Regions from separate parts of the Homo sapiens genome. Here all the other regions are linked to region 1. A link is an interaction called in ENCODE POLR2A ChIA-PET data of the cell type or tissue named here. Cell type or tissue: OCI-LY7. All regions are shown on one strand. Region 1 overlaps SERPINB9 (serpin family B member 9). Region 2 has its middle 31 kb from the start of RIPK1. Region 3 has its middle 15 kb from the start of SERPINB1.

Region 1 (8,000 bases):
TAAATAAAGGTGGTGGTTATGCAACATTGTTAACAATACTAAGTGGCACTGAACTTCTCACTTTAAAATAGTTAATTTTATGTTATGTGAAGTTTACCTCAATAAAAAAATTCTTAAAAAAAAAAACTCAGTGATATCCAACCATTAAAAAATATAAGTTACATAGCTCGTATATAATCAACTTACTTATTACTGCACTATGAGGGGCACCCAGATATGTAAGACAGAGTCCCAACCTTTGGTTGTTGGAGGACTATCTAAGGATACAGAGATTAATAAAAATAAAAGAACTACCACGAAAGAAGTGCCCTCCAAGTACAAAGAGAGTTCAAATATGTACATCTGGTTGCGGAGAAAGGAAAAACTTCTCAAAGAAGAATTTGAAGTGAGCTTTAAGGGTTGAATGGAATTTTTACTGTTAGAGGTAGAGAAATACAATATCATAAAGAAAGATGTGATCCCTACAAGAGGATTACGTGGTAAGTTGAAAGACATTAAACAGTCCAACCTGGTCATTGTCAAAACTATATACGTTGGGCACAGAACTGAAGACCAGGTGTCAAAGGAGGATGGCTCTGTCCCCTTTGTGTCCCCAGTGCCTAAAGCAGTGTTTGGTGCATGCTTGGTGATTGGTAAATGTCAAAGAAAAAGATAAAAGATAAAATATAGCCGGGCGCGGTGGCTCAAGCCTGTAATCCCAGCACTTTGGGAGGCCGAGGCGGGTGGATCACGAGGTCAGGAGATCGACACCATCCTGGCTAACACGGTGAAACCCCGTCTCTACTAAAAATACAAAAAATTAGCCGGGCGTGGTGGCGGGCGCCTGTAGTCCCAGCTACTCGGGAGGCTGAGGCAGGAGAATGGCGTGAACCCGGGAGGCGGAGCTTGCAGTGAGCCGAGATCGAGCCACTGCACTCCAGCCTGGGCGACAGAGAGCCAGACTGCGTCTCAGAAAAAAAAAAAAAAAAAAGATAAAATATAAATGTACATTTTACAACCTTTTTTATAAGGCTAAGCACCAGGAAATCTATAAAATAGTAGCAATATCTAGCACCATTTATTACCACTGAGGCAGCGGGTTAAGGAATGTATTCGCAGTGTCAGGAAAGCACAGGGTCGCCAGAGTGAATTGCATGTGGAATTCTAGAAGAACTTTGCTTGCCATCCTATGGGATTTGGACTGCAATTTTAATACAACAGGGAATCATTATGGTCTATTTTCTCAAGATTCTGATTAAGTAGCATAAGCGAGTGTGGAGCATCATGAATTCATGCTGGCAAATCATGAGGGCAGACAGGTAAAGAATCTGCCCTCATCTTTGCACTTGGCTTTCTAGGCCCATCCTCTTGGAGCTGTAGTGGGGATCTGGGGACACAGGAAGAGGGAAATGGCCGAGTGCACGGTAAGTGCACCCTTTATGGCGATGAGAACCTGCCACAGAACAGAATGCTGTTGGCTCTGTTGTGCCTGATGAAGAAAAGGAAAGGGTGGTCAGCACAGAACCTGGGGCCAGATTCCATGCAGCACTCTGCAACTACAAAGCAGCTCGACGCTGCCGCTGCCTCGGTGCCTTCTTCATTCACCTCCACAAAACTCTTGTGCACGAACTTGGACAGACACAGGTCTCTCTCCGCTGACATTGCCGACAAGTCAGCCTTGCCCTGTTGGAAGGCATCAACAATTCCCAAATGCCGAAGCACAGATTCCATGTCATAATCCTCTTGTAGTTTAAATTTTGGAAGGAGAACTTCAACCTCAGTACTCTTCATACAGTCTGGCTTGGTCCAGGCTGTGAGTTTCTCAAAAGTGAGACTTTTTTCCACCTGAAAGACCAGAATTAGACTTTAAGATTCCGACTTCAGTGCACATGTACAAGCGCACAGGCACTCACAGTTCCCTTCCTCCCCTTGCACGTAGGTGTTGTTTGTTCACATAGGATCAGTGGCCCCTTCATCTGCCAGAAGCTTGTGAGCACTCTTACTTGTCCTATGTCCCATGTGCCACTTCCTTGACAAGGGGGAGAGACACCAAGCAGTCAGAGGCAGGAAGGCTGTGGCTGTCCTCTCCTTATCCAACAACTCCAGAGACATCTTGTATTGTGACAAGTGTCAATGCCCAGGCGACTGTGTTTTTTTTTCAAACATAGTCTTTTTAAAGACAACAAACCATTGCTAGTAAAGAAAAGGATTGGAAACGAAAGGGCTCTCAGTGTGAGCCACTCCAACAGGATTATCTGTCCCAGGTGAGATTCTGCATAGTTTCCGGAGCAGAGAGGTTACCAGAGGATTATCTGCCCCAGAGAGATTCTGCATAGTTTCCGGAGCATAGTTTCAGGAAGGTGGGCAGAGGGAGAGCCAATGGCTGCTGCGCACACAGACCTCTTAAGTCATGGGGTCCCACTGCCTGCCATTTGCCATGGTTGACTCTCTCACCCTGGAGATCCATGCTGAAAGGAAGCCGAGTGCCTGGATGTGCCCTCAGAGGCTGCCTCTGGTCCCACCCTCTGAGAACTGGACTTCACACCTCCCTGGATGCCCCCTCCCAGCCTTGTTAGGTCAAAGTTAAGACTTCCTCATTCTCTATTTCAGGTTCCTAGACTTTAAAAGCATAATGCTAAGAATGATGATTGTAATAATGGATCACATTTGTAGAGCATTTACTAGTTGCCAGGCAATGTGGTAAGCTTGTTACCTGAATTACCCACATTTTATCCTCATCATAACTCTAGGAGGCAATAACCCCGAGCAGTCATTTATGCTTTTAGAGTTAAAAGTCTGCCATTCATCAAACTAGCAGGATTTTTATAAGCTTCCTCCTACCTGATTTATTTTAAAAGGCATTTTAACCGCCGCCCACTCCTTCTAGCGATGAAAAAACAGAGGACTGAGATGTGTAGTTTGGCAGATCACGCAGACAATATTGGGAAAAGTCAGCCTTGAACAAAAGTTCGATCCCAACGCCAAGTGCCTGCACAGTGTGCGTCTGCCGCATCGCCAACTCAGAAGGTGAATATGAGAGGTGGAAGTGGCACTCGAGTTCTGCCCGCAAAGGTGTCCCTGGGTTCTTCCCGCAGCCCGGGTCTTACCGTGCTGAGCTCCACGCCGTCGTCAGGCAGCAGCACCAGCAGGCTCAGCTCCTTCCTGGCGTAGGGCAGCTCCAGCAGCTGCGCGCGCACCTCGCCCACGTGGGCGAGCTTAAACGTGGCCTCCTGATACATCATCTGCACTGGCCTTTGCTCCTCCTGGGGGAAGGATTATTGAAAGACGCAATTAAAACTTTCAAAAGAGCTGCAGTTGCCTCCAAGAGTGTTTTCAGCACCTGTGATGGAAACCGCCACATTCATGCCCCAGTTAACACTAAAAAAAAAAAAAAAAAAAAAAAAAAAAAAAGTCAACCAGTTCCTTCCTATCTTCATTGCAAGCAGACACAGTACCACCCTGGGAAAGGTTTTCTTCTGCAAAATAAAATGTGATACCCTACATTTTCCAGAGGAGAAAGATGTTTCTCATTTAAATTGTGCTCAGCAAATAGATCTAAGAAAGCAATATAATCAAATGAAATTAAATACAAATTTGTTTTGATTTAATTAGAAAAAAATGTGTATTGTTTTTCCTATTTATCCAACCCAACATATGAGAAAAAAAATCATAAAGTGGGATGAAACTTATAGTTCCACAACAGCATGACAGGGAGTATAAATGGATACACTCTCTCAGAAAGAGTAACGACCTACATATGTAGTAATGTATTTTAACCCAATCTTTTCAATTCTGATACTCTAATGAAATAACTTTTTTAAAATACAGAAGAGGCATAAGCACATAGAAGCTCAGCAAAGTATTACATTTATTAACGTAATACTTTAAAAAATTGATACAGATCATTTATTATAAAAATTAAAATAGTTCTAAAACCAGGGTTAGAATTCTCCTCCTCCCACCCTTTGCAACTAGAGAACTAATTTTTTTAAGTTAAAGTACACCTTACAAAAAATGCAGGAGGGTTACCTGCTTTTGTTTTTTAATTACATTAAAATAGTATCTTTTTAGGGGCTGGAAGATTTGGCAAATTATTCTAATGCCTGCCTTAATTAAGTTTTACTTCAATGTCAAAACTAAGGTCTTTGTCATGAAGTTTTAATATTAAAAAGCTGTAAATACTGAATTAATGATAATTAGTTAACAATTCAAATCAAAACTTACTTTAATTTTAAAAATAACTAATTAAAGACACATGTTTTCACCTTCTCTCCCTCTACCCTGCCCTATACTGCCTCTCACTCCCACATATCACACTACCTTAACACTTTTTTTTTTTTTTTTTTGCTTTCTAGCCAAGTAAATTGGGCTTATAGGAAGATCTTTAGTTTCCAAAACTAGGTGGCAGCAATGGTTTATGAGAAATTATCAAAGGCAGTTAAGAGCAGTGATAAAACACTACATATATATATATATATTATATATACGTATATATAATATATATATGCAGCAAATATCTTTTACTCCTTCCGTTTTTTTCTACTGAGTTAAGAAATTCATTCAGAAATACTTTAAGTTTCAAATTCCTTTTGGCTTACGCTTATGTCACTTACACTTTTACAAAGTTAAATCTTTCCATTCAACTTCTTCATCAAACTAGCAGGATTTTAAAAAGCTTCCCCCACCTGGTTTATTTTAAAGGGCATTTCCCTTGTGTATGTTTCGTCAAACGGTTCATTCCACTTTCCTTTGAAGTAGATGGCATTGACAAGAACCAGCCTGGTTTCTGCATCAATTGAGCTACCCGGCAACAACTCTTCAATTTTACCTTTCAAGAAAAGTAGAGACTACATTCAGTTGCTTTTTATAAGAACCTGATGCATTGGATGATCCTGGATCATTAGTTGAGAAGCAAACTTCTGTTTTCAACTTTGCTGAGTTTGGGTTGTTATGTAGAGAAATAAAAACAGCACATATGAGTGGTATTCATGATTACTGACACCTTGAGAACATCCACCAAGTTGAGGATGGTGAAAGATACCTAAGTCACTCGAGGAAAGCAGGTTGGTACAAAGTAGAAAAATTACACCAGGTTGGAGAACAAGACCAGCAGGAAATGTGATAGGCTGAAGGGGTGTTTGTCTCACATGGTTAATTGGAGTGTTTGATCCAACCCTTCATGATCACACCCAGTTCTAACATTCTGTGACTATACATGGACATGTCAGAAGCAACCAGAATGGACGGCTCAAAGCGGGAAGAGCTGACATTGGGCACATGGGGAGTTTCCAGAAGCTTTTGGAGGAGATATTCCTGCTGAATCCCCTCAACAAAGCACTAGGCATCCCTGGAAAAGAGGATGTGGGCAAACAAAGATCACCCCTTCTTTCCCTGGAGATCAAGTGGTACTGTTTCAATGAACTGAGGGCATCCCTGCTAACCCACTGCCTGAAGAGAGCATCCGTGGTAAATACTCCAAGCAGGAATGCGGGAAACAACTGCTGAGACTTTAAGCGAAGAACGTCTCCCATTCTTTACCGTCTCATTTATTCACAGAAATGGAAATGTTCCTGGTGGTACTAAGCATAATTGGCGCAGAGGAGTCTGAATGGTTCATCAGACCATCATTGGTCTTGGAGGCCTAGACTGGAACACGTCACTTTCTGAAATGTAGATGAATAAGGTTCAACCCCAAATGGAGGGTATTTTCAGTCTGTGGAACTGATCAGCCCTGAGAGAGGGTCGGCAGTTAACCAATCAAATGTAGGCTTATCAAGTCAAACTAAAGGAGCTTAAGTGGAAGACATGAAAAGTCAGGAGTGACCTTAGCAGGTAAAGGTAATGGTGATGGAGGTCCCCCAGAACCTAGGAAGAGGCAGCCCAAGTGTATACCTCAGGCAAGATCTGTCCACCAATCTCCTTCTCGCAGAGACAATGGAGTCACCTGACATGTGAATGTTACAGGCCAGGGAGAGTATATTTTAATGCAAGTTATTAAACTGGAAACCTGGCCTGAGATTCTTTTGACATTTGTTTTTTTGTTTGTTTTTTGTTTTTGAGACAGGCTGGAGTTCAGTGGCATGATCTCAGCTCACTACAACTTCTGCCTCCCAGGTTCAAGTGATTCTCATGTCTCAGCCTCCCAAGCAGCTGGGATTACAGGCATGGGCCACCACACCTGGCTAATTTTTGTATTTTTAGTAGAGATGTTGGGCGGGGGGGGGTCCCACCATGTTGGTCAGGCTGGTCTCGAACTCCTGACCTCAAGTGATATGTCCACTTCGGCCTTCTAAATTGCTGGGATTACAGGCGAGAGCCACCGTGGCTGGCCCTCTTTTGACATTTGTATCAGCTACTCTGGTCCTGGGAGAATAGACAAAAGTAAATCTCTGTTGCTGAAAACCTGAATGTCTGATCAGAACCTTTATGAGTCCATCAAGGTTCAGTATGCCAGGAGGCCCTGCCAGTCAACACTACTCTGACCATCTGAAACACCCGTGAAATTAGAGGGGGCGGAGTGGAGAGGTGGAGGTGGGTGAGGAGAGGGAGGAGGGATAGGAGGGAGAGGAGGAGGAGAGAGGATATAAGAGGCGGGAAGGAGGAATAGGAAGAGCCGCAGGAGGAGGACGGGTTGGGAGGAAGGTGCAATAACTTGTCATTCTGACCTTCGGTCTTTTTTGAGACCCAGGTGTTGATGTGTTTCCTGGACTCTTCTGCAGCTCTGATAAAGGAAAGCTCCTTCAGCTCAGCATGGTAGAATTGAAGACAGGATTCCTTAAACGTCTTTGGAGAGAAAAATGTTCAGTGAGGCTGCATTGCTAAATACAAATGTCAGCAAACTTCCAAAAATTCTAAATATGTTATCTTTTTTTAATAAAAAGAATATACATAACTCTTTAAAAGTGATCATATGAAGATATGTTAAAATATCAGAGTTTGTGAATAGGTATGTATTGAACCCTGAATAACCAGAAATGAACTTGAGAATTTTACCTTTCAATTTTACCTTTCAAGAAAAGTAGAGACTACTTTTGCAATACTAATGCAAGGTATAATTATAGAATTGCAGTCTTTAAAAAAAAAAAGAAGTTTAGGCTGGGCGTGGTGGCTCACATCTGTAATCCCAACAGGCAGGAGGATCACTTGAGACCAGGAGTTTAAGACCAGCCTGGGCAACGTAGTGAGACCCCATCTTAGAAAAAAAAATAGTGCAATTTTTTTAAATTGGTTAACATAAATTTCTCAATTTCTCTAGGGTCTTTCTCCCAGACTCTATATCACCAGGTATGTTGAATGCAACTTTTATTGTTCTATTGATTCAACTTACTGAGAGGAACTGACAAGTTTTCTCTCCAAAGAGCCTGTTGGCCGTTCTCAGCAGGTACTGTGTGCCAGCCTTGTTCACTTCAGTGAGAAGCGACTGGAAAGCCCGATGAATGTCTTCCTCTGTGTTTAAAGACAGTGCCTGTTGTGAAAGATAATTTTAAAAGTTATCAAGATAGCTCTTTGATGGCTGGGGAGAGGAGAGAGAGGGGACAGAAAACAGGCGAGTAAAAGATGTAGCCATTCTGCCTGAATGGATCTCGCTTGTTTAAAGATCAGTAACACACAAAAAATGACAAGGGTGAGAAAAGCTCAGAAAAGAGGTTGTGATAAAATCTTGCATCAAAAGGAAAATATAAATGTACCCTAAGTGGTGGGAAAATTACCTCTAAAATTTATAGTGAAAAAAAAAGATGCAGTTAAAAAGTTAAAAGCAGAAAAAATGCATGGAAAAATAGACGGAAATACAATCATCAGAATCCTCAAAAGGAAACAAGGATATTACATGAGCAATGTGATTAATAAGACAATAACACAGTTATTAAAATTGTACCCTATAGGGACTACATGTGTGTATATTAAATATTTCAAAATATATCACACATATTGGGCCATAAGAAAAGTCTCAACATCCCAATACATTCTGAAATACAGAATTATATAGATCATATTCTCTAACTTCAATGTAGTAACAAAAA
Region 2 (8,000 bases), 140 kb after region 1:
GCAGGCAGGGCTGCACAGTCACTGTGTCTGATTTACATGCCATGGACTTTGAGCCAAGGGCCACAAGGAAAGACATCGCTTGTGAGTTACTGGATTAATTAATGTCTTAGTCTCTTCTTTAAGGATTCCCTTTCTTTCTTCTTAAGAAACTGTCCCACTATGACCACATATTGAACGGCATAACAAGGGCCAGGAATAGGGGTTTAGAGAAAGGAACTAATGGTACTCCTTAACATTTCCAAAATATAAACATACACCCATAGTTCAAGTGCAGACAAATGAATGCCCTCAGTCACTACTCAGGAGGTACCTCCCAAGCTTATGCGCTTGAGATGCATTTTCATCATTACTAGAATATAACAACCTTGGCCAGGTGTGGTGGCACACACTTCTAATCGTAGCACTTTGGGAGGCCAAGGCAGGAGGATTGCTTTAGCCCAGGAGTTCAAAACCCACCTGGGCAACACAGTGAGACCCAGTCTCTAGTTTAAAAAAAAGAAAGAAACAACTTCATTTGTCTCCAAATTTTGCATTGGTCGTATTTGCCTTTCTCAATATTTTCCGAATGTCAAGTATAGATTTCTTAATAGAGTGTCCTAGTCAGTTCTAGCTGCTATAACAAAATACCATAGACTGGTGGCTTATCAACAACAGAAATTAATTTCTTACAGTTCTGGATGGTGAAAGTCCAAGATCAGGGTGCCAACACAGTCCGGTCCTGGTGAGGGCCCTCTTCCAGACTACATGCTGCCAACTGCTCGTTGTATCTCACATGGTGGAAATAGGGTGAGAGATTTCTCTGAACAGCTGGGACTACAGGCATGCACCATCACGCCTGGCAAATATTATTTTTTATTTTTTGTGGAAGTGGGATCTGGTCTCTCTGTGTTGCTCAGGCTGGTCTTAAAACTCCTGGGCTCAAGCGATCCTTCTGCCTTGGCCTCTCAAAGTGCTGGGATTACAGGGGAGAGCCACCATGCCTGGCCACTTAAAATTGTTGAATTTTATCATATGTAAATTATTCCCTGTAGTGGGATGAATTGTATCCCCCTCAAAAGGCATGTGCAAGACTTAACCTTTGGTACCTGAGAATGTGATCGTATTTGGAAACAAGGTCTTTGCAGGCATAAGTAAGTTAAGGATCTCAAGATGAGACAATCCTGAATCTAGGGTGGACCCTAAACCCAGTAGCTGTGTTGTTATAAGAGAAAGCAGAGAGAGATTTGAGACCCAGAGAAGCCTCCGAGGGGAAGGCCATGTGAGGCTGGAGGCAGAGACTATAGTGAGGCTGCTGCAAGCCAAGGGCACCGATGATTACCTACGCCCACTAGGAACCAGGAGAGAGGTATGGAACAGATCTACCCTCACAGTCTCCAAAGGGAACCAGTCTTGTCGACATCTTGACTTCAGACTTCTGGCCAGATCTATGAGACAATGAAATTCCATCATTAAAAAAAAAAAAAACAGAAAAAACAAAAACAAAACCAAAAATACCCTCCAATGATCCATTACAAATATTCTAGAAACCAGGAGAAAGGAGAAAGTCTCAGTAAAGAAATCGAAGATATAAAAAAGAAACAGGCCAGGCACGATAGCTCACGCATCTAATCCTAGCACTTTGGGAGACCAAGGTGGGAGGATCACTTGAGACCAGGAGTTCGAGACCAGCCTAGGTAACATAGTGAGAACCCATCTCTACGAAAAATAAAAAAAAAATTAGGTGGGTGTGGTGGCACGTGCTTGTATTCATAGCTACTTAGGAGGCTGAAGCAGGAGGATTGCTTGAGCCCAGAAGTACAAGGCTGCAGTGAGCTGGGATCACGTCACTGCGCTCCAGCCTGAGTGTCACAGTTATACTGTCTCGAAAATAAAAAAACAAAAAGAAGCAAATGGAAATTTTACAACTGAAAAATACAATAACCAAAATACAATCTCAAACTCCAAACAACATAAACTGACAGAAATACACATCCAGATATATCATAGCAAAACACATGAAAATAAGGATAAAGAAAAACTCTTGAAAGCAGGCAAAGAAAAAATATATATATTACCCATAGGGGAACAACAATTCAAATGGCTGCAGATTTCTCATTAGAAACCATTTATCTCAGCAATACAGAGAACTAGAGATGGAAAATCATCAAGGAGATGACATTCCATCACTGGTATGGTTGGGATGTGTGTCCCCTACGAATCTCATGTTAAAACGTGACCTCCAATGTTGGAGACAGGCCTAGTGGGAGGTGTTTGGGACGTGGGGGCAGATCCCTCATGCATGGCTTGGTGCCGTTCCCTTGGTGATGAGTGAGTTCTCACTCTATTATCTAGTTGAAACAGCTTATCTATTATCCAGTTCACATGACAGCTGATTGTTTAAAAGAGCCTGACACCTCCTCCCTTCTATCTCTCTCTCTCCCTCTCTCACCATGTGATAAGCTGGCTCGTCTTGCCTTATGCCATGATTAGAAGCTTCCTGAGGCCTCCCCAGAAGCCAAGCAGATGCTGGTGTTGTGCCTGTACAGCCTGCAGAACCATGAGCCACATAAACATCTTTTCTTTATAAATTACCCAGCCTCAGGTATTCCTTTATAACAATGCAAAACAGGCTAACACAATCATTAATCAACTAGATCCAATGAACATGTATATTACGCTCCATCCAACAATGACAGAAAACACATTCTTTTCAAGCACACCTGGAACATTCACCAAGATAGATCATACCCTGCAGCTTAACAAATTTGGAAAAATTGGAATCATACAAAATATGTTATTACCATAATAGAATTAAACTATAAATCAATAAAAGGAAGACAATAGAAAAAACACCAAACACTTGGAAATTAAACATACTTATAAGTGACCCATGGGTCAAAGAAGTCTTCAGAGAGATTAGAAGTATTTTTAACTGAGTGAAAATGAAAATACAACATATGAAAATATGTAAGATGCAACTAAAGTAGTCCTTAGAGGGAAATTCACAGCATTAAAATGCTTACATTAGAAAAGGGGGTCTTGAATCAATAATACCAGCCTACACCTTAAGAAATAAAAAAAGAGTGAAACGTACCCAACACGAGCAGAAGGAAGGAAATCATAAACAGGAGTAGAAATCCATACAATTGAAAATAGCAAACAGTAGGGAAAATGAAATGAAAACAAAAGCTGATTCTTTGAAAAGGTCCATGAAACTGATAAATCTCTGTAAAGATTGATCAAGCAAAAACGAAGACACAAATTACCGACATTAGAAATTGAAGGTGGGAGATCACTACAGACCTGCAGACATTCAAAATCTAATAAGCTAACAAAAGAATACTGTGGAGTCCTAATTAGAGAAAGGGAGTCAGGCTGGCAGGTCCAAGGGAAAGCAAAAAGAGAAAGCAGGTAAGTTACAAGTCTGCCTTTCTTCATGGTCCAGAACGCATCGCCCTTCCGCACAAATAACTCACAATCCTGCACCCAGCTAGACACCTGCAAGTTAGCTCCGTGCAGTCTTGGCTTTATCAGTACTGCACAAAGCCCTCTTCGGCATAAACACTACCCTATACAATCTCCACAAGCCTTTGTTTCTTTGTAGTCAGCCTCCACTGACTTGCCCATTGTCTCCCTGGCAAAGTATTTTCCTACTTTATCTAATAAATCTGCCATTCTTTACCTACAACTGTCTTGGTAAATTCTTACACTCCCACACCACTGGCCCAGATAGTCACCACTCACCCATGACATTTCTGGGTCCTTCTGGGATCTCTCCGTACAGGGGAACACTCTCCTCATGGGGAATTCTCTTGCCTCTCTCTTTCTCTTTCCCAACTCGGGAACCTCGGTGGACAGCGTCTAAGCACAGAGACAGTTGCAGGTCTCCGGCTGGGGCTATACTCCCGTGGGACTGAAAGGTGCTTGTGTGGAAACGTCTGACCGCCACTGCCCAGGTCAGGTGAGGGACCTAAGTCCTTTTCTCTTTTCGTCTGTCGGCTGCCGTTTCTTAATAGTTCTTTGGTAATTGAGGGTAACTGGCAAGGGCCACTGTCCAGCATTGCCTGAAGGCCAAAGAGTGAATGGGGTCAGCTGCCCTGCCCGGAAGGGGAAAAGGCTCGCCTCTCTTTTCTGATTGTAGTCCCTACGTGTGCTGCAATTGACATGGAAGCCCATTCAGGGCAAATTCACACACGTTTCGGGTGGCTCAGACCCTCTGTCTCAGTCCAAATTCTAGGGAGTCACCCAGCCGTCCTGTTCCAGATGTTGCCAAATTAGGTAATTTCAGACAGCCTCAGAATAGTGAGTCTTCCCCTCCCCGTTCCCTTTCCTGGGCTGGCACCCGTGGAGATCTTCTTGTACCCTTCCTTCCTCATACAATACCCAAAATACAATCTCAAACTCCAAACATGGTTGATCACCCAGTGTGAGTGAGAACCTGGACTGGCTGTCCACCCGTAGGGCCCCCTGGATGATCTTTACTAATAGGTGGGATGCCCCTTTATACAGTGCACCCCAAGTCCCTCAGCAGACATATGTGGAACTTGGCAAACATCTCGGCATTCATCTTGGCAGGATGCCCCAAGCAGAAGTGTGGTTCGTGACCCTGACTGGCACTGCCCCCGAGGGGTGTGCTTTCCAGTTCCGCCATGGAACAAACCCCGTCTATTCCTTCAGACTCACTGATAGGCTGCATCCTAAAGCAATAAGACAAATTTAACCCTCAGACTCTCAAAAAAAGAAATATCTAATTTTCTTTTGTAACACAGCATGGCCCCTATGAAGGAAATCCTCAGATTAACCTCCTCAGTCTTTATAATCGAAAGCAAATTAAGGAAAACAGGGCTAAGGAAAAGAAAAAAACAAAATGCAGGGACAAGAGGCAGGTCCAATGGTTGGCTGCTTTACAAGCCCCCAGCTTCTCCAGGTTTCCCTAAGGACACTCCTCCAAATAACTGCCATCTGTGCAAAAGCCCAGGCCACTAAAAGGCAACTTACCCAATAAAATAAATGGGGAAAAGCTGTACACAGCTTATCCACTCTGCCACAAGCTTAGCCACTGGAAACAGGATTGCCCTGAAAGCTGAAGGAGCCCCAGAACAAAAATTCAACCCCCAGTGGCCTTAATCTAAAGGGGCTCTCTGCTCCAGCTGAAAACAGCTCAACTTAACTAGTAACTTGTGGAGGTGGGAAACATTTGTTCCACATTCTGTGGGTCTGAAGTGCTAAAGCTTTCTGTGATGGGAGATAAAGTGGAAAAGAGTGCTAGCTCCACACCATGCAGTAGCTGGGAGGCTCACAAGCCCTCCTGTAAAGCTGAACCCTTGCCTCTCCACTCTTTCTTTTCCTTTTCTCTTTATCTGTTCAATCCAAAGATCCAGCCTTAAAAGGGAAAGACAATTTCTAACATCCTAATCTTTGATTTTGTTGTTCTCTTTAACACTCCAGCTGCTTGCATATTATGGCCTGTTTTCATGTACATTTTAAACTTATGGGCAAGTTGCAACAAGAAAAATTCAGAGCTCAAATGGTTAACCTGCCTTATAGAGTTAAATAAAGTTTTCTAAAGCTCTTTATTGTCCTCTTTTTTCTATCTGCCTTGGATCAAGGTGGTTTTATAATCACCTGTAGAACTCTAACAGGTGCTCTTTATTATTATTATTATTATACTTTAAGTTTTAGGGTACATGTGCACAACGTGCAGGTTTGTTATATATGTATACATGTGCCATGTTGGTGTGCTGCACCATTAACTCGTCATTTAGCATTAGGTATATCTCCTAATGCCATCCCTCCCCCCTCCCCCCACCCCACAACAGTCCCCAGAGTGTGATGTTCCCCTTCTTGTGTCCATGTGTTCTCATTGTTCAATTCCAACCTCTAACAGGTGCTCTCGAGTGCAGGTTTCTAATAACTTTGGAAATTGTAACATTAGAATAAAGAAAAAACTTCCCAGACTCTCATTAAAAGCTAATGTGTTCATAAATATCGAGCAGAACAGAAGTTAATTACATAAACTAAACTAATGGAAAACTAAAATAATCTCTTTGTAGCTTTCTGTTTAAAACATTGTTAACTCTTTTGCTTTTCAAAGTCCATAAAAACTTTTCTCTTTTAAGCTATTTACAGCCTTTAACAATTGGCTAAAGTATAATCTTGTAACCAAAATTTAAAGCATATCTTACTCTCTACCTGATTTCTCCAGAATGTAAAAGCTATTTGCAAATATACTTAATTTATGGTACTATAGTTATTTGCATATATTCATTCAAAATCTATTTTCTGGCTGTGTGTCTTGGCCCATTTTCTGGCTGTGTGCCATGGCTCATGCCATCACGGATACTATAGTTATTTGCTTATATTCATTCAAAATCTATTTTCTGGCTGTGTGCCATGGCCAATTTTCTGGCTGTGTGAAAATCTATTTTCTGTTTTCTGGCTGTGTGCCATGGCTCACGCCTGTAATCCCAGCACTCAGGCAGGTGGATTGTTTGAGCTTAGGTGTTTGAGACCAGTCTGGGCAATGTGGCAAAATCCTGTCTCTATAAAAAACACAAAAAATTAACTCGGTATGGTGGCACATGCCTGTAGTCCCAGCTACTTGGGGGGCTGGGGCAGGAAGATTGCTTCAACCTGGGTGGTCGAGGCTGCAGTGAGTTGATATTGTGCCATTGCACTCCAGCCTGGGTGACAAAGGAGACCCTGTCTCAAAAAAAAAAAAAAGGAAAAAAAATCTGTTTTCTTTTGTAACAGGACACAATTGGAGACACTGGTTATTTTACCAAGCTTTAACTGGAATGGCATGCTTTTTTGGGGGGGCGGAATCAAAGTTAACTTATAAAGCCAATAAAAGTTCCTTGGGAAAGCTGGCCTCATACCTTATCTACACAGTCCCTGTGCAGGGTTCCTAACCTGTGATAACTAAAGAATGTCACTTTCTAACAGGCCCAGGAGCCCCAAGTTATCTTGGGACCTCAAGAGGAAAAGAATTTACCCAACTCTTACAGGTATTTAATGGCACAAACCCATAACTGGCCTTAAGGCATTAAATTCAAATCTGAGATTCTCTATGGAATAAAGTTTCAGCAAAACCAAATTTAAAAAGTAGAAGAGTCTATATGCAAAATAATTATTCTTGCTAACTTTATGCAAATACTCAAGCCAAGTTTAATAAGGCTAAAACTTATTTTACCAATAGATTTGTTCTATTATAATTTGTTCTTAGTAAACTGGAAAGAAAAATTATGTTTCAGAAAAGCTGTAGTACATCTGTCATCAAATTCTAGTCTTGTTCACTGCTTTAAAGTTTTTTATTATTTTCCACAATTTTAACTAAATCCTGAATTCTTTCTGGGCTATAAGTTCCCAATGCATTCAACATTTTTTTCCTTTTATTTTTCTAATTTAAACTCAATGGAGTTCGCCCGGGCGCGGTGGCTCACGCCTGTAATCCCAGCACTTTGGGAGGCCGAGGCGGGTGGATCACGAGGTCAGGAGATCGAGACCACGGTGAAACCCCGTCTCTACTAAAAATACAAAAAAAATTAGCCGGGCGCAGTGGCGGGCGCTTGTAGTCACAGCTACTCAGGAGGCTGAGGCAGAAGAATGGCGTGAACCCGGGAGGCAGAGCTTGCAGTGAGCCGAGATCGCACCACTGCACTCCAGCCTGGGTGACAGAGCAAGACTCCGTCTCAAAAAAAAAAAAAAAGAAAAGAAAAAAATAAACTCAATGGAGTTGCTATTACCTCTTTCCTAAGGTCCTGCAAACTAAAGTCCATTCTTTAAAATACAAGCAAAGAAAGAAAAGGGTCAGATTGCCACTGCCTTCCTCCTCTATAACTAAAAATGCTTTAACATCTGGATAAATTGTGCCCAATGTTAATCTTTGTTTTTTTTTTTTTCTGTTTCCATAAAAATGCCTCATTAAAAATTTGTTTGTCTTCATCATATGCAGAGGCTTGTAAGGCACACCTCTACATCACAAACTCCAAGGGGTCTGGCCTTGTCCTAGGGGCTTTAAT
Region 3 (8,000 bases), 66 kb before region 1:
ATTTGTACTTTAGTTCTCTTTCTTGACTCATTTCACTGTCTGCTATATCTAGAAAAATTTATTGGTGTTGGTGATAACAGGTAACCTTAACAACAGGTCTTGACTTTAATGGAGATACCTATAATATTTTACCACTAAGCATGATGTTATGGGTTTCCAGCAAAAGTTCCTTATCAAGTTAGGGTGTTAAGTGTTTCCAAATGCTTTTTTACCATTTGTCATATGATTATAATTTTTTTCTCATTATATTGTTTTTCTTCTTACTAGATCGTCTAATGCTGAATTGTATTTGCTTTCACGGCATAGAGCCAACTCAATTATGTCCATTAAAATTATGCAGATAATTAAATTACAGTATATATCTAAATGCTGTGATCTAAATATTTGTGTTCCCCTAAAATTCATGTGGTGAAATCTAACTCCCAAGCTGATGACATTAGAAGGTGGAACCTTCGGGAGGTGATTAGGTCGTAAAGGTAGAGCCCTTATAAATGGAATTAGCACCCTTATAAAAGGAACCCCAGAGAGCTGCCTCCCCGCTTCTTCCACATGAGGACACAGCAAGAAAGGGCCATCTAGGAACCAGTAAGCAGGCCCTTGCCAGACATCAAATCTTCCTGTACCTTGATCTTGGACTTTGTGGCCTCCAGCACTGTAAGCAATAAATTTCTGTTGTTTATGAGCCACCTGGTCTATGGTGATTTGATACAGCCACCGAAACAGACTAAGACACAATGAAATACTATCTGGTGTTAAAAAAGAATGAACTGACACATGTAACAACATGGATAAATCTCAAAAGCATGCCAAGGGAAAGAAGTCAAGCACAAAAAGTGCTTAGTATACGGTTCCATTTCTATAAAATTACGGAACAAAGAAATCTACAGTGACATTTAAAAATGAGTGTACTCCTGGAGTGACAGGGTGTTCTATATGTTGACTTGGGTGCTGCATTCACAAGGATATACACTTATCAAAGTTCATTGAGCTTTATGCTTAAAGTGGGTGATGATATGTAAACTATGACTCAAGGCTGATTAATAAGAAAAAAAATCTATGCTAGTGCCACAATCTTGCAGCCAGAGTTGGGCTATGTACTCTTTAAGCCACTTCAACTTGGCTTTCGTCCCCACCACTCCAAATACATTTTCCTTGCTGAGGTCCCCAGTGACCTCCATGTTGCTAACTCACCTCGCCTGACTTCTCAGTAGAATGTGATACAGTTTATTCCCTGAGCTCTCCCATCTCCTTCCTGGGCCACTTCTCATTGGCCTCCTTGGTCATCCTCATCCTGTTCCTGGCCCTGAATGGTGGATCTGAATGGTGGATATCTCTGGTTCTCTTTTAGGGGCCCTCCCCTCTTCACATCCTACACGTTCTCATCCATGCAATATTTTTTTTTTTTTTTTGAGACAGATACTTGCTCTGCTGCCCAGACTGGAGTGCAGTGGCGCAATCTCGGCTCACTGCAAGCTCCACCTCCCGAGTTCACACCATTCTCCCGCCTCAGCATCCCGAGTAGCTGGGACTACAGGCGCCCGCCACCACGCCCGGCTAATTTTGTTTTTGTATTTTTAGTAGAAACAGGGTTTCACCGTGTTAGCCAGGATGATCTCGATCTCCTGACCTCGTGATCCGCCCGCCTCGGCCTCCCAAAGTGCTGGGATTACAAGTGTGAGCCACCGCGCCCAGCCTCATCCATGCAATCTTATAGCTCTGTGGTGTGGGTAACCAGGTTGGCATCTCTTCCCAGACCTCACTTCTGAGCTGCAGATCCACATACCCAACCACCAACGTGGCATCTCCTTCTGGAAGACCCACGTGTTCACGACTACACTCCCAAGTTCCACCAGAACTGTCAGCCTTCTGGGCTTCTCATCTCAGGGGTAGCATGTGCATTTGCCCAACTGCTAGAAAGCTGAAGGAAAACTTTAATAGAAAATTCACTTTCTTTCACCCTCCACAACTTATCGACTGCAAAATGCTGCTGTCCAGTAGGTCTCACGTCCATCTCTTCATGTCCACCTCCTCTGGCTCCTGGTGGAAGCCACTGTCATGACCCCTGAGTGACCCCACAGCTCCCACTCCTGACTACCTTGCAATTATTCTTCAAGTGGCAGGCGGAGTCAGTGTTTTAATGTGAATTTGTTTATGTCACCATTGGCCATAAGATGCTTCAGCAGCCATGAGGCTTTTTGACATTAAAATACATATTTTTTAATATATATATTTTATATATTATAGGCGGGTGGATCACTTGAGGTCAGGAGTTCGAGACCAACCTGACCAACATGGTGAAATCCCGTCTCTATTAAAAATACAGGCCGGGCGTGGTGGCTCACACCTATAATACCAGCACTTTGGGAGACCGAGGCGGGTGGATCATGAGGTCAGGAGATCGAGACCATCCTGGCTAACATGGTGAAATCCCGTCTCTACTAAAAGTACAAAAAATTAGCTGGGCACAGTGGTAGGTGCCTGCAGTCCCAGCTACTGGGGAGGCTGAGGCAGGAGAATGGCATGAACCCGGTAGGCGGAGCTTGCAGTGAGCAGAGATCGCGCCACTGCACTCTAGCCTGGGCAATAGAGCGAAACTCTGTCTCAAAAATATATATATATATATATACAAAAATTAGCTGGGCGTGGTGGTGGTGCATGCCTGTAATCCCAGCTACTCAGGAGGCAGAGGTAGGAGAATCACTTGAACCCAGGAAGCGGAGGTTGTGGTGAGCCAAGTTTGGGCTATTGCACTCCAGCCTGGGCCACAGAGCGAGACTCCGTCTCAAAAAAAAAAAAAAAACAAAAAAACAAAAATTATCTGGGCGTGGTGGCACATGCCTGTAATCCCAGCTACTCGGGAGCCTGAGGCAGGAGAATTGCTTGAACTCGGGAGGCGGAGGTTGCAGTGAGCCGAGATGGTGCCATTGCACTCCAACCTGGGCAACAGAGAGAGACTCCATCTCAAAAAGAAAATCAGCTTTGTTACACAACACATATAAGATGTCACACTATAAGTTATCCTTGGGCAGAGTGATTTGGGGTTTAATTCATTCACTCCACACCACTCTTCCACAACCTGGGTATTCAGCTGTGGTCACAGCAGCTGCTGACTGGTTTTTCAGATCAGAAGTCTCCCCAGCATTACAATTCTGCCATTTTAAATATATGTAATTAGAACTCTGAAAGTTCAGCTGAAGAAATGCTTTTTTACTTTATAATCTGTAGATGTTTCTGAAGCATCACCTTCTCCAAGGTTGAAATATAACAGATCCTCCCTTAGTCCTGAATTTTTTTTTTTAAGTCAAATGTATCCTTTAGTTTATTTCTTATCCCTAACCAGATGTACAAGCTTTTGTAATGATCTTGGCTCTTGGCAGTGACAATGGAGGGAGACAAGGCTGCTGAATTTGTGCCATGGAAAGATGATAAATCAGCAGGTTCTACTGAAATGTGTCATTTACCTATGTCCAAGCAATTCCCAGTCTACCTGGTGAAGAACAAGTTTATAGAAGATTCCTAAATTATCAAAGTTTCCATTTCCATTGGCAGAGTTTCACAGTGAAAAGTGAAAGGATAACATTAATATTGAAGCACCCAAACCTCTTAGGAGAGCTTAGAATGTATTCAACCCTCTGACAAAATCCTATGGTGAAATTCAGGGACTTCTGCTCATGACGAATCAGGTTGATTTTTGCCCTTCAGAGCAGTGAGACCAAGTCTCCATTCTGCTCTGAGATCATCTATAGAATGAGGATAATAGCACCCTTTTCAGGAGGTTGGTGTTAATAATACTTAACAAAAATACAAATATCAGATTCCAAGTGCCAGGCTGGCCCCGTGTTATTCCTCACTAAATATTAGCGAGTTCTTCCTGCCCTAAGCTGGAAGAAGAGCTATGGTGGGATGAGAATTCTAGGTTACAATATACTGATTATTTTTCAAGTAAGGAAGAATTTAGAATACAAGGACATAGGCCGGGTGCAGTAGCTCACACCTGTAATCCCAGCACTTTGTGAGGCTGAAGTACGTGGATCACTTGAGCCCAGGAGTTTGAGACCAGCCTGGGCAACACAGGATTACAGGCAGGAAAGCCTGTAATCTGGGCACTTTGGAAGGCTGAGGCAGGTGGATCACCTGAGGTCAGGAGTTCGAGACCAGCCTGGCCACTATGGTGAAACCCTGTCTCTACTAAAAACACAAAAATTAGCCAGGTGTGGTGGCAGGCGCCTATAATCCCAGCTGCCCTGGAGTCTGAGGCAGGAGAATTGCTTGAACCCAGGAGATGGAGGTTGCAGTGAGCCGAGATTGCACCACTGCACTCCAGCCTGGGAGACAGAGTGAGACTCCATCTCAAGTAAATAAATAAATAAAATAAAATAATGTAATAAATGAAATAAAAATAAATAAATAAAAGCACCCAGATTTTATAACACTCAACCAGATCGCCCTGCTCTCACACCTTAGAATTGGCCCCCACTTCCTTTCGGTCACCTAAGGCAGTGTTTCTGAAATATTAAAAACTCGGAAGATATTTGGAAGCCAGTTCTCCAAAGTTGTGACTACATAGAGCTCTCTCTGGCTGCCTTCACTACTTTTTTTTTTAATCGGCAGCTTGGGAGATCACAGAGTGAAGTGGGAAAAGCTCTAGAATCGGAATGCTGCCAATGGAAACTCTCAGAGCCTAGCTAGATGTTACAGCTTCTTAGGGTATTGGCCTACGTAAACTACCCCTGAGGCTCACCATTTCACTCCTCAGTGCTATGTTTTGCAGAACTAAAGTTCTTAATTTTCATTTGGTCCAATTTAGCATCAAAAAAGTCCATATGCCTCGGACTAAATGTAACAAAACATGTGTGTGTGTCTTCTTAAGAAATCTCTCTCCACAAGTTCATGAAGATAGATGCTTCTATTATCTCCTGAAAGCTTTATTGTTTTTCGTTCACAGTTAAGTCTACAGTCCATCTGGTATCAATGTTCCTGTAGGTTGTAAGGCAGGAATCAACTTTAAATTTTTTTTATATGGGTTCCTAAATGTCCCAGACAAATTATTGAAAAATTTCCCTATTAATTCTCGACCCCGAAATGCTGCAATTGTCATAAGTATAATGACGATAGGATTTATTATCCAAGTGGATTAAATTTTGAGAGTAAAAGATAAAAGATACAAAAGTACTAATTACATTAGGACCAGAGGTGTAAACAGGCTGTTTGGGGTACACTGGGACGACAGTCCTACTCGTCATGAAGCTGGGTTCATCGTGGGAGGCTATTTCTAGCCTCTCTGTTCTAGTCCGTTTCTGGTCATCCTTGCACCAAAACTGCTTTATCTTATTTTCTGCAGCTTTAGAATAAGTCTTGATTCAATTAAGTCCATCCTCTTGCTAATTCTTCTTCCAGATTGTCTTGGGTGTTTTTGGCTTTTACATATTTATATAACCATTAGAACAACTTGGCCAGGTGCGGTGGCCCACGCCTGTAATCCCAGCACTTTGGGAGGCTGAGGTGGGCGGATCACGAGGTCAGGTGTTCGAGACCAGCCTGACCAACATGGTGAAACCCCATCTCTACTAAAAATACAAAAATTAGCCAGGCGTAGTGGCGTGCACTTGTAATCCCAGCTACTTGGGAGGCTGAGGCAGGAGAATCACTTGAACCCAGGAGGCGGAGGTTGCAGTGAGCAGAGATCATGCCACTGCACTCCAGCCCTGGTGACAGAGCGAGACTCTGTCTCCAAAAAAAAAAAAAAAGAAAAAAAAAAAGAACCACTTGCCATATTTCACCGAAAAGAAGACCAAACCAAACAAAAATAATTATTGCATTTTTTATTGGGATTGCATTGATTCTATAGACCAATTGGCTTTTTTTTTTTTTTTTTTTTTGACAGAGTCTTGCTCTGTCACCCAGGCTAGAGTGGTGCAGTAGTGTGACCATAGCTCACTGCAGCCTGAAACTCCTAGGCTCAAGTGATCCTCCTGCCTCAGCCTCCAAAGGACTGGGGATGGGCACGTGTCACCATGCCTGGCTAATTTTTTTGTTTTTATTTTTAGTAGAGACGAAGTCTTCTGCCCAGGCTGATCTAGATCTCCTGGGCTCAAGTGATCCTCCCCCCTCAGCCTCCCAAAGTGCTGGGGTTACAGGCGTGAACCACCATGCCCAGCCCAATTGACATATTTAAAGTATTGCATCATAACTACGGCATAGCTCTTCATTTTTTCAGATCTCTTTCATTTACTCTCAATAACATTTATAGTTTTCTGTATAGAATCCTGAACAACTTGTTGGATTCATTCCTAGGCACTAAAGTATTTTTTGATGTCCTTATAAATGGTATTAAAAGTTTTTAAACTGCATATGTTACCTAGAAATACAAATTAGCTTTACAAATTAAACTTATAACCAGCAACCTTACTTAACTTACTTAAATTCTAATAATTTAAATTTTCTATAAAAATAATCTGAAATATTGTGAGGTTTGTTCTTTCAAATCATTATATATTTTATTTATTTTTTTCTTGAGTTAGTATATCAGCTAGGATCTTCATTAAATTATTAAGTGGTGATAGCACATCCTTGTCTTGTTCTCAAATTGCAGACCAATTTCTCCTTTAATTTCTTTCTATTTTTGTTGTTTCATTTTGAGGGCATGTTGTTGGATATATACAAGTTTAGAATTGTTATATTTTCCCAGTGAGTTGAAACTTTTTGTTGTTGTTATGAAGTGTCTGTCCTTATCTCTGGAATAGGAATAGGAAATATGTAATTGTAATTGTACTTTATTCTCTTCCCAGACAATGCAAGGACTTTAGAACTTTTAACTCCATTTCCTTCCCCAACTTCTATGTTATCATTTATTTTAATTCTGGATATATATGAGACTCTGTAGACATTATCCCTAATGCCGTTATAGCTACGCTTACTTTTATGGTTAGTATTTGCATGATATATCTTTTTCTATTTTTTTCTTTTCAAATTCTCCCTAGTCTTATGTTTTATATCTATTTCCTCTAACTAGCATATAGTATTTTTTTTAATTCAGCTTGACCATCTTTGTCGTTTAACTGGAACGGGGACATTTATTCAATGTACATTGTATTTAGAGTCTAATATACATACCATCTTGCTAGTTGTCATGCCTACTCTATGTATCACTTTCTCATCTTTCTATTCTTCTTTCAGACTGATGATGGTATTCTTTGTCATTCTTTATCAACCTCTAATGTAATTGTAATTTTACTTTATTCCCTTCCCAGACAATGCAAGGACCTTAGAACTTTTGACTCCATTTCCCTCCCCAACTTCTGCTATCATTTATTTTAATTCTGGATATATTTGAAACTTTGTAGACATCATTTCTGTTTTATATGGTCAATATTCATTTAAACTTATTATATTTACCAATTTTTCTTGCTCTTTTTTTGTTGTTGTTACAACTCTGACATTTCCTGTGCATAAAGAATCTCCTTTACACTTTTTCTCAGGGGAAGTCTGCTGATGGTGAACTTTCTCAGTTTTTGTCTGAAAATATCTTGAAGGATGTTCTTCCTGGGCATACAATAATTCTAGGTTGGCCAGGTATTTAGATTTTGTTTTTTCCAACATATTGAGAGAATCATCCTATGGTTTTCTGGCTTTTATTATTTCTGTTGACATATGTGTTGACATTGTAATCGCTGCCTCTTTAAAGGTACTTTGGCCTTTTCTTCGGTTGCTTTCATTTTATGATTTTTCCCTTAGTCTTTGGATGAGTGCAGTTTAACTAGGATATGTCTGGAGATGGATTTCTTTGTATTTTCCTACTTGGGGTTTGAGTAGCGTTTCCAAACTCTGTGAATTGACATTCTTTATCTGTTTTAGTATAAACATTTGAATGTTAGATTTTAAAATATGATTCTGATGCCAGGTGTGGTGGCTCATGCCTGTAATCCCAGCACTTTGGGTGGCCAAAGTGGGAGGATCACTTGAGGCCAGGATTAGACACCAGCCTGAGCAAGATGGCGAGA

The links. ChIA-PET counts read pairs that join two places held together with the same protein. Peaks named below come from ENCODE experiments on the same cell type or tissue, not always from the same donor. Only the 100,000 strongest peaks of a DNase experiment are listed, where the experiment ranks them.
Region 2: POLR2A ChIA-PET joins it to region 1 with 5 read pairs; 4 of 35 experiments call an interaction of 5 or more read pairs at or near these places.
Region 3: POLR2A ChIA-PET joins it to region 1 with 6 read pairs; 5 of 35 experiments call an interaction of 5 or more read pairs at or near these places.

The regions. Positions count from the first base shown.
Region 1 is chr6:2,888,747-2,896,746 of GRCh38, forward strand. SERPINB9 (serpin family B member 9) reads right to left here. Exons shown (of 7, transcript NM_004155.6): 3 at 7,307-7,444; 4 at 6,645-6,762; 5 at 4,665-4,807; 6 at 3,087-3,242; 7 at 1-1,824. The coding sequence ends at 1,417. The region is part of intron 2 of SERPINB9-AS1 (SERPINB9 antisense RNA 1); the gene reads left to right. Among named protein-coding and RNA genes, the nearest start is that of SERPINB9-AS1, 8.8 kb to the left of the region's middle. In OCI-LY7, a CTCF peak has its summit at 4,387; DNase peaks (open chromatin) are centred at 1,987, 2,385, 3,225 and 4,715; H3K4me3 peaks cover 5,061 bases; H3K27ac peaks cover 7,488 bases.
Region 2 is chr6:3,033,213-3,041,212 of GRCh38, forward strand. No RefSeq gene overlaps it. Among named protein-coding and RNA genes, the nearest start is that of RIPK1, 31 kb to the right of the region's middle. In OCI-LY7, no CTCF peak of the experiment used is centred here; no DNase peak of the experiment used is centred here.
Region 3 is chr6:2,822,673-2,830,672 of GRCh38, forward strand. No RefSeq gene overlaps it. Among named protein-coding and RNA genes, the nearest start is that of SERPINB1, 15 kb to the right of the region's middle. In OCI-LY7, no CTCF peak of the experiment used is centred here; no DNase peak of the experiment used is centred here.